Linked DNA regions of Homo sapiens: region 1 is linked to region 2. The links are chromatin contacts, found by Hi-C or POLR2A ChIA-PET in ENCODE. All regions are on one chromosome and are shown on one strand. Each heading gives the region's core, a stretch centred on a gene start or an enhancer-like site at or near the end of the contact. The rest is flanking DNA. Distances are from core to core; before and after follow the strand shown.

The links. Hi-C counts contacts between places; a loop is a spot of excess contacts on that map. ChIA-PET counts read pairs that join two places held with the same protein, here RNA polymerase II (POLR2A). Pooled maps may share reads with other maps.
Region 1: a map of PC-9 shows a loop between it and region 2 (4-fold over the local background). The contact joins two enhancer-like sites. A Hi-C loop is called at or near these places in 2 of 168 maps with a recorded cell type or tissue (PC-9 and mammary epithelial cell) and 3 of 50 pooled maps. POLR2A ChIA-PET finds 5 or more read pairs at or near these places in 4 of 52 experiments (MCF 10A, PC-9, Panc1 and 1 more).

What each region holds. Positions count from the first base shown.
Region 1 is chr9:109,554,049-109,559,471 of GRCh38, reverse strand. No RefSeq gene overlaps it. Among named protein-coding and RNA genes, the nearest start is that of MIR3927, 45 kb to the right of the region's middle. Within about 2 kb of position 3,296, at least 4 of the 41 ENCODE cell types and tissues checked have a DNase peak (open chromatin) inside an H3K27ac peak, as active enhancers do; they include PC-9 and mammary epithelial cell, where a contact is called at or near this core.
Region 2 is chr9:109,517,214-109,522,577 of GRCh38, reverse strand. It overlaps a transcript of PTPN3 not described here. Among named protein-coding and RNA genes, the nearest start is that of MIR3927, 8.4 kb to the right of the region's middle. Within about 2 kb of position 1,922, at least 2 of the 41 ENCODE cell types and tissues checked have a DNase peak (open chromatin) inside an H3K27ac peak, as active enhancers do; they include PC-9 and mammary epithelial cell, where a contact is called at or near this core.

The DNA of each region.
Region 1 (5,423 bases), core at 2,047-4,546, 36 kb before region 2:
TGGGACGGGGAGGATTTTATGACAGCAGGACTAATGAGGTGCTTCCTTGTGTAGAATCAAATGTCCTACTGAGTGACATACGGTCAAAACACAGTGTTGAAGAAGTCCAAGGAAGGGAAGAGGAATTCAGGCCACAGCGTAGGAAAAGTTTTCAGAAAAGCAGAGAGATGTATTTAAGCAAAGGGACAGCATTCAGGTAAGAAGGACATTCTTAGCAGAGAACATAGGCAGATGAAAGATTATCCTGAATGAGGACCAAAGGAGAGAGATGAGAGGTATGATATGTGGCTGGGGACCCCATGGGAATATAAGCATCAGTGGCCCTGGAATGAGAGCAAGAGGAGACGGCGGGCTGCCAGGCAGTGCCATGAGAGGAGTGGCTTCCCAGGAACACCAAACTCACAGGGCGTGCTGAATACAGAAGACATGGAAACAGGAGGCCAGTGACATCACTGCCTCCCACAGTCATGGGGGCCTAACATGGGACCCAGCTCCCAGACCCTGGGGACACACTGAAGGTCACCTACGGGCAATGAGGCTGGAATTCAGAAATTTGAGAAAACACTGAGTTGTGAAATCTTGTCCTCTCTCTGTATCTTTCCTTAATAAGCCAGGCTAGGCGTTTGCTTTCCAGTTCACAGTAAGAGGCAGGAAATTGGACTCAATCTTGCAGTCTTCCCAGGCTTTTGGCTCCTCTGTACCCACCCCCTCCCTGGCAGCCAGTGGGCACAGGCCTTTTGCCCTGGAAACTCACTTTACAAGCCAGGGACTAGTACTATCACTGAAGTCTTGGGTGCCTGTGGCCAGTATTTCCTTCCTGCCTCATGGACAAGGCCATGGGCCTGGGAAGCAGGAACCTGTCTCCAACCTATGGTATCATGGCCCCTTTCCTTCAAGTAAGACTCATGGGACATGGATCCCAACACCTCCCTCTGCAACCTCCCCCAGGGCAATTGCCCCCTGAGGTCTCATTAGAGTTTCTCAAAGTCTCTGGCGCAGCACTCAACTTGGTCTTGGAGACAAATCTCATGAAAGGAGTCTGCCCAGAACTGAGCATCCTAGGATGGTTGCTTCCTGGGAAAGCTCCTTGGGACCCTCTTTTCCATCATCAGAGATACAGGAGCCCATGAACCTGGATCCTTCCAAACACAGGAGACTGGTTTCTCAGAAACCATTTCCTTATTCCTGCCTCCAGCTCCAAGGGCTTCCTATAGAACCTGGAAAGTTCCCGGCAGCTATACCTTGACTTACAGCTGGGGATTCTCAGGACTGGAACAGAGTTGTCTAAATGATGGTTGTTGAGTGCATAGGAATTTGAATAGGTGTCTGCAAATAGAAGCCAATCTTCTGTTGGGCATTTCTACCTGCAGGCACTAGGGCAAGGAGGCTGGTACCATCAGCCCTGTTTTAAATAAGAGAAAACTAAAGCACAAAGAGGTCTAATGGCTTATCTGAGCTCACAGGGGTAGCCAGGGAGGAAGGCAAGACTCTCTGTCTTACTCTAAAGCCCAAATTCCTGCCCCCTGTTCTCTGGTACTTTGCTGTCCAGTATGGCAGCCCCTAGCCACTACAGTAGCTATTTATATTTAAGTCTAAATTAATTAACATTAAGTAAAATTTAAAATACACTTCCTTATTGTCATAATCACGTTCCAGGTGCTCAAGAGCCATAAGTAGCTAGTGGCCACCACGTCAGAACATGCAGACTTAAAACATTTCCACCCTTAGGGCAAATTTTCTGGAACAGCCTTGTAGTCTGAAGCTTGTTGTTCATACACTTGGGCAAGGAACTGGGCCACTGCCTCGACTCACTGCCCTCTCCTTACCCAATCCATTCACTAAAATAGCGCCACATGCATTTCAGGGCTGCTTACTCTGACTTGTCTTTCTTTCCTTGCTTCCAGCTCTCTCCAGTTTCCAAGAGTGTGACTGCAACCCTCGCCACTACACACAAGTAAAGAATGAGATTTGCATGCTAAGAACGTGATTGTGTGGGCTTGGGCCTCCCTGCGCACATACTGGCTATCCAGCAGGAGAACTGCCATGAGTGAGGTCCCCAGACGAGGGGCAGGTCTTCTCAGTCTCAGCCTGGACATGGCTGATGTTTCTCAGGAATCAGTGCCCTCTTGGGCCCCATGCTGTGCTGTGGCTAATTGTCCCTGGAAACAAGACCTCTACTAGCTTCTGGGGTTGCAGAGGCTGACAAAGGTCAAGTTTTCCTAAGGCCTTGCATTCCTTTTGGCCTCTCTACACTCAAATCTTATGTCTGGAAAAGCACCCTCATTCTCTGATCAGCTATCATGTGGTTCCTTTCTACAAATAAACTGCTGAAAGGATTTGCCCAGCACATGGCCTGCTGGTCTTCCATGTAGAAGGCATTTAGGCTGGGTCGCCTCTGCCTTCACAGCCACAATCCCCAATGCTGTCCAGGTATGGAGAAAGGATGCTGTCTCTGCTTTTGGCTGCTTTCTAGCCAGATGGCCCATGATAAAGTGGAAGTCAAGATGCCAAAGTTCTTCCTAACCCAGCGTTGAGCAGGCAATTCCAGGCTGCAGGCTGCAATGACCAGCCAGTCAAGGGATCCTGATAGTTATCTTCTCTTTTCCTTTCCTCTAGGTTTGCCTCTTCCGTATCAGACTCAGACAGGTTTTCAGTGGACACATCCTCTGAAGGAAGGATTTCTTTCCATGTGACTCTAGTCCTTTTCTCACTAACTAGGAAGTTGGCACATGCTTTAAGCCATTGGAACCAAAAGGAGTAGGCATTAGGGACCCTTTTCCTGCCTGAAAAGCAGACCAAGAGTCTGTAGAAAGAGCAGCAGGATGAGGAAAATATTTTGGAAGAAAGGCAGACTGAAAGAAAAGGTATTTGTAAACGTTTGCTGAAGAGCCACATATTGATAGCCTATAATCATAACTATTCTATTAACTATAAAAAGAACCCCTACAAGTTGATAAGAAAAATTTCAATTTGCAAACTCGATGCTGGGGAATTTGGGTTCAAATAGGGGAGGAAAGTGCATTCCAGGCACCAGGAACTGCCTGTATATATACAGAGAAACAACTGGCCTGAGCATGTTTTGAAATGACAAGGAGCTGGGTGTGGCTGTAGTACAGGAGAGTGGCGATTGCTAAAGCTAGGGAGGTAGAACTGGGACAGGCACAGAATGCCTTGCATACCATGCTGGGGAGTCTCGCTTATAGGAAACCAAGATCATATCCTGGATCTGATCAGGTTAACTTTGTAGACGATGCCTTGGGCAGGAGCGTGACTGATGAACTGAAGCCTTCTTTCACAAAACCCCTACCAGGAATGTAACACAGACCACAACAGGATATGTCTGTTTTCCCACCTTTGCCTTTACACTTTTAAATTGCCTTTTTCTTTCTGGCATCATTGACAGAGATCTTAGTTGCCTAGGCCAATATCCATTTCCTGTCTCTTGCATAGTAATAGAGATTCCAGCTTTAGCAGAGCACTAAACTGCTTGGAATAACAACCACACTCCTCAGCCTCCCTCTTACCTAAAGCTAAGTTTCAGCTGTGAAATGTAAATGAGAGCATTGTGAAGCTGTCTGGAAATATTAAAAGACCACTGGAACATGTCTTCACCCCCTTCCTTCTTTTATCCCTTTTATTTATCTGGTGTGAACTGAGTTTTCTATTAAAAAGGATGTTAGCATGATGGTCAGAACTTATGCCATCACCTTGGATGGGCCAACAAGATGGGAGAAACAAGAAAGAGCAAACCTGGCTCCCCAGTGATTGTGGAGCTGCCATTCCAGCCTTGATTTCTTACCTCTGAACTTTGTTTAAATGATAAATAATCTATCATATTTAGTTTAGTGTCATTTGGGGTTTTCTGTCACTTGCAACCAAAGTCCTAGACAAGAAAAGGATATGTATTTTTTTAATTTTGTTTCACAAATATCTTCATCTTCCAATGTTGCTGCCTTTAGGGAGGAACAGTTTATTCCAATGAACCAAAAGTTTAAGGAGGGCAGAGTACTCCCTGGAAGCAGTCATACCAGGCACACCCGGTGAGATATGCCAGCTGCAGCCTCCCACAGTACTCCCACATTCTCAGTGCAGCTGGTCGCATCTCCTCTGCTGTATATTATTGATCTCACAAGGGCCTCCTTATCTGCCTTTGGGAGAAGTGTTTAGGCAGGATTGGCCTGAGAATCACGTTTATCCTTTTATTCATTCACTATTTATTGGACACCTACTCTGGGCCTAACACTGTGACAGCCACGTTGAGAACAAGGACAGCAATGGGTCTGTTATGCGCTGCACATATCAGACCACTTGAGGAACAGCAGATTATGTTCAGAGTAGAGGGTCACATTTGGAGAGGGATATTGACAAATTTGAGCACATCCAAGGAGAAACTAGGATAGTAAATGTCTGTGCCCCACTCTAATCCCATGTTTTAATAAACTTGAAGCATGAAGATAAGGGAAATTCTGGCTATGGAAGATGTCCTATTTGGGTCTAACCAGAATCTTTTGTGTCCTTATTTTGGTAACTGACTCTCCTGCTTTGTAGAGGACATGCACCTTCCCATTCCTTGGGATTCTGATGGGGCTCTCAACTGCAGTACTCTGACCTCCAGCTACAGGCACAGACACATGACCTGAATGAGACCAATCAAAGCCCTTCCCTGATATTTTTGTCTATATCCTTTCGGATTGTGAGTTAAAAGATATGTTTGCAAGGCAGGCCATGGTGGCTCATGCCTATAATCCCAGCATTTTGGGAGGCTGAGGTGGGTGGATCACTTGAGGCCAGGAGTTCGAGACCAGCCTGGCCAATAGAGTGAAACCCCATCTCTAGTAAAAATTTAAGAAAAAAAAAATGAGCTGGGCATGATGGTGCACACCTGTAATTCCAGCTACTTGAGAGGCTGAGGCAGGAGAATCACTTGAACCCAGTAGGCAGAGATTGCAGTGAGCTGAGATTGTGCCACTGCACTCCAATCTAGGCGACAGAGTTGAGACTCCACATCAAAAAAAAAAAAGCTGTTTGCAGAGAAAATGGGTACTCATAATCCCAGCCATTCAGAAGAGCTAGAACTAATGGAGCAAACATCCATCCAGAAGGCAAGCTGAGATGGAGTGCTTGGGTCCAGTCAACTGTGGAGATGGCACTGTCACCATTCAGCCATTGGCTTACAGGAGGTAATAAGTGTCTGTTTTTATTTACCTGGTTTGAACTGGGTTTTCTGTCACTTGCAGTAGAGCCTTGAGCAATGCAAGCCATGATCCCATATGTTAAAATCTACTCTGTGAAACAGGGATTAGTCATCAGTATTGGTTCAAAAAGCCAAAAACTGGACTCAAAGGCAGAAACGTCAGGGCAATAGGCTTGGGTTCAGTATAAGGAGTTCCTTCTAGCAACTGGAATATTATTAATATGAGCTA
Region 2 (5,364 bases), core at 673-3,172:
ACCTTGAGCAGTGTGGGTGGAATTCTTTGTATAAATAAATATACATTTATAAAAATATTTGTTTAGTGTAATAGCTGCAAGGTTGGATGCTACAATGTGCAGCATCAGGCGTGCTAGTCAGCTTTTGCCGTGCTTCCAGGAGGTCCTCTTTATTCGAGGCCTCTTTATTCACTGAGTCAGCTCACCTGAATCTTGGCCATCATCCTCCATCAGGCCAGGCCCTGGACTTCGAAACTGTCTGAACTTTGAGAGGTGAGGGGCCCACACTTTTGGCCTTTGGTCTATAGCCTGCACTTAATGCCACAAGACATTGGCTAGGATTTCTTTTCCACTTGACCAGATGGCTTTCCTGCAAGGAACTGTAATGATTTAGAAGCCTAGATAGCTGCCCTCCTGGTCTAGGGTAAGTCCTGAGAGTTTAACATATTCCCAGGTGCGGTTAATGCTGATGGTCTGCCGTCCACACTTTGAGTCACAAGAACCTAAGACACCTTTATTCCTTAGACAAATCAGACAGCAAATAAAGCCCAGAAAGTCCCCATTATAACTCGCTAATTCCAGCTCTGCCACTGACAGGCTCTAGCCTCTCTAAGCCTCGGTTTCCTCTCTAAGGAGAGGTACCCTCTCTAAGCCTCAGTTTCCTCATCTGTAAAATGAAGGGATAAGACTAGATGCTCCCTGAGTCCCTTCTATGATTTTCATTTCCATCTTGGAATTTGTTAGCCCATTCATATTAGTTCTAACATAATAGTCATTCTACAAATAAAAGGATGAACACAAGCACCCTTGAAAGCACTGGGAGTACCAGGATGAGCAAGCTAGACCTCGTCTTTGCTTTTGTGGAAATTCAAGTCTAGTGGGAAAGACAACTAAATCAGAGTTGGAATATAGTTTGATAAGTATTTTGGTAGAAAAACCTCAGGATGTGAGGAAGCAAATAGAAAACAGATCTCACTCAGACAAGTGGGAATCAGAGAAGGCTTCCCAAAGGGATCATTCCTAAGCTGACACCCCAAGGATGAGAGGTGTGATGCAGGTGAAGTTGGGCAAAGGAAGTGGGACATGTTGCAGGCAGAGGGAACCTTACTGAAACTGGGATGCAATAGTTCCAAACTCAAGGCCAGGCGTGGTGGCTCATGCCTGTAATCCTAGCACTTTGGGAGGCTGAGGCGGGCGGATCACCTAAGTTCGGGAGTTCGAAACCAGCCTGGGCAACATGGTGATACCTCATCTCTACAAAAAATACAAAACCTTAGCTGGGTGTGGGGGTGCGCACCTGTGGTCCCAGTTACTTGGGAGGCTGAGGTGGGAGGATTGCTTGAGCCTGGGAGGTGGAGGTTGCAGTGAGCCATGATTCCACCACTGCACTCCAGCCTGGGCGACAGAGGGAAACCCTGCCTTAAAAAAAGTTTTGAATTCAGAACATCCCCCTCTGGCTGCAACTCTTTACCCCAACCTTTCTCCAGATTGCCATCTCTTTTTTTGTTGATTCATTGTTCTCTACATTCCATACACTTGAGTGGAGGGTATACATGTCACACACTCTCCTACAGGGCAGAGAGAGACTATCAAGGTGAGTAATGCCAGGCCTCGTGCTTAAAAAGACATGTCAGCCGGCAATTCCCATACAATGTGATAACTCTAATAACAGGTGGTACTGGGTGTGGGTGTAGAGGGCGTGTGTGCAAGTGCACTCAGGAAAAAGCACTTAAGAAAATAATTGAAATTGTGTGGGCAGGATCAACAGGACTTTCGAGTCTTTGCTAGGATGGAAGAGGACTGGCTTTTGCTTAGTGACATTGTGGCCTTCTGTGGACGCACTTTGTGGCTCACCATCCCCTTACCTTAACGTACGTGAATTTAACAAACCAGGCCACGGACAGTGCTATAACTGAACAGTAGAGGGCGCAAAGAGACTGTGTGCTTGACACAAACTGTCCCACATACTTGCCAATCCAAAAGGAAACACTGTCAAGAAGGCTCTGAAAGAAAGATGAGGGAACAGTTGAAGCCCAGAGAAGGAAAGGATCACACAGCTGATCCCCAGCACAGCAAGCATGTTCCGCTAGGCGCCTGCAGTTTACTCTGTCATGCTGTCAATTTTCCAAACTCTCAATTCATATACTTCGGGATGCTCCTAGAAGCACTATTCTTTTTTCCTTTCCATTTCTTTCTTTCTTTATTTTTATTTGGGGAGGTAGGGGAGCCATGATGTAGAGGCACATTTCTGTTTATAAATCTCTTACAAATACAGTACAGTACAACACTGAGCTGTGTGCTGTCTTTCTTCCTAATCTGAAATTGGAGTCAAGTTCCCTGGGGAAAATGCAATGGCGCAGAGCATGGGCTCTAGATAAATCTAGGTAAGTTTTGCCTCTTCTTGGTATGATCTTGGAGGCATTTCTTTTTTTTTTTTTTTGAGACAGACTCTCGCTGTATCACCCAGGCTGGAGTGCAGTGGCGCCATCTCGGCTCACTGCAAGCTCCACCTCCTGGGTTCATGCCTTTCTCCTGCCTCAGCCTCCTGAGTAGCTGCGACTACAGGCACCCACCACCACGCCTGGCTAATTTTTTGTATTTTTAGTAGAGACAGGGTTTCACTGTGTTAGCCAGGATGGTCTCGATCTCCTGACCTCATGAACCTTACCAACTCGGCCTCCCAAAGTGCTGGGATTACAGGCGTGAGCCAGCGTGCCCTTGGATGCATTTCTTAATCATCTCAAGGCTCTGGATCTTAATCTGTCAAACTGGGCATTGTTCACACATATACCTCACAAGGCTGTCAGGGTTAAGTGCGTTGATGCAAATGTGCTCTTAACAGTTCCTGGCAAGGAGCACTTGCTCCATCAAAGTGTCCTCTTATTCTCAATCTCCTGGCTGAACAGCACTGGTCAGCCTCCCTGCACGGGTCAGCCTCCCTGCACCATGAGGAGTCCAGCCCTTGCAGTCAGCAAGTTTGTTTGGCTTCAAGTCCCAACGCTACCATGTCATTTACAGGCTATGTGACCTTGAGGAAGTTCCTTCTCTGCCCTGGGCCACAGTTTCCTCATTCTTCAAACAAGGCTGATAAGGTCACTGGTATTACTACTGATGCTCCTCGACCTATGATGCAGTTACATCCCAGCGAACCCATCATAAGTTGAAAACGTACTAAGTCAAAAATACATTTAATACACCTAACCTACTGAACATCATAGCTTAGCCCTGTCTCCCTTAAACATGCTTGAAACACTTACATTAGCCTACGGTTGGGCAAAATCATCTAACACAAAGCTTGTTTTATAATGAAGTATTGGTATCTCTTATTGATGTTCAGCTGAATGTGTATTGCTTTCACACCACTGTAAAGTCGAAAGTTGTAACGTGAACCCTCTGCACTACTTCTTCTGTTGCAGGAAGAATTCCTTTTGACTCAGTTCATAACACATTTTCTGATGCCCTGATATGCCTTAGGCCCAGTGCTGGGTTCTGGAGAGAAAGAGACAGATGTTTGAGGAATCTAGAGGTCAAGTGGACTAGGCAGGCTGGTGGTCATGTTACCGGAGACTATGATGAATACAAGAGAAGGAGAAGTTAGGGGGCTCCAGGAAGTCTTCCTGGAGGAAGTAAAATGTTCAGTTGGCTTTTGAAGGATGAATAGGAGTTTGCCAGACTCCTTTAAAGTATGCTTTTTCTTATTCTCAGTCTTCTGGATGAACAGCACTGGTCAGCCTCCCTGCACTGACCTTATCAGCCCTGTTTGAGGAATGAGGAAACTGTGGCCCAGGGCAGAGAAGGAACTTGCTCAAGATCATGTCCTTCTTTAAAGTCAATGGAGATGGTTTGTGGAATTATGAGCCCTGAATGGGAGGTTTGTGACACATACCAGCCAGAGCTTTACTTCAGTTGTAACCTCAGGGCCCTCAAGCCCATTACTCCAACAAGTGTTCCTCTTTTCTCCCAAACACCCCTCTGGATGGAGGCAGGGGAGTCTTGGCAGGCTGGTGAATTAAACCTGCTTTAGAAGGAAGGAAGCCTTAATTACGGTGATTGGGAGATGGCAGGAGGCACCCAGACCACACAGATCACCTAGAGGCTGGGTCACCCTGATCAGCACCTGTCCAATGGGAGCATCCTATGGCCAAAGGTTCTCTGCATCTCTCTGCCTCCAATTGGACTAGGCATGACAATCTCAGCCTCTACTCCACCTCCAGTGCAGCCACACCAGGGGCCCTCTAGCATCCCATGAAGCTGTGAACTCTGCAGGAGGTGGGTGCCATGTCTGAGTTCTTTTCTGTAACCTCAGCTCCTGGCATAGAGCCTGGCTGAGAGGACCTCACTCAGTAAATGTTTGCTGAATTGAATTGAACTGAGCCCAGAATTCTTGACTCTTTCCAGTCAATGTTTTTGTTTTCCTGTCTTGGCAGGAGCAGAGGGAACAAAGAGGTAACTGGAGAGTATGTAATGAAGGGATTACTTAGAGAGACCTGAGCAGGGTTAAAGGAAACCATAGTGAAGCACCCAGAGACCAGCCACTGCAGGAAGCCGTAACCACCCCTAGGCCTGCAGGGGAAAAGAAAGGGAGCTGGTGAAGGATTTGGCAAGAGCTGCAGCCAGGAGAGAGGACCTGCTTGACAGGCATCATGGATGCAGTCATTGCCAAACCACAGCCTGCAGGGAGTGGCCAGGAGACTCAATGTCCACCCTCTCTCTCATCCTACCCAGCTTCTGCTAGGGTCTCCCACTGATGGAACCCAATGGCAGCCAGAGGCCAAAGAAGCCCAGATGGTCCAGGCCACAGAAGGCAGCTGTGCAGGCACAGGCCAGAGTGACTAGAAGTAGAGAGCACATCTGGATGGGCAAGGGAGAACAGCCAGCACCAGAGGCTTTCCCCAAATTATGGTTTCCATCACATGGTCATCAGAACTATTTCAGGAGCTTGTTTCAAAAGCAGACTTCCTGGGCTCCAACCCAGACCTACTAAATCAAAATACCTATCTCCAAACTAGACCTAAATCAAATACCTATGAGGCTTGGGAATCCATAGTTGTAGGACATTTCCCCAGCTGATTTTAATTCACATTCATTTTTGATAACCACTACCTTGAACAGGCGCTTTGGACGGTATAGCAGTGGGTACCGTTAGAGGATCTCTGGAAGTATAGAATTACAATAATTCTTAACTTGGTTAATTCATAATTTGAACTTATAGCATCACCTCCAGGTATTGGGACCTGATGATGTTGGTTCCCCAGGCCTGGGGGACCTCAAAGGATCAGAGAACCTCAACACATTCATCCAATGTAACTGAGCATGTATTAACTTCCAAGCCCTGTGGAGAGTTCTGGCCACACAAAGGTGAATAAAAATGGTCCTTGCTTGGGA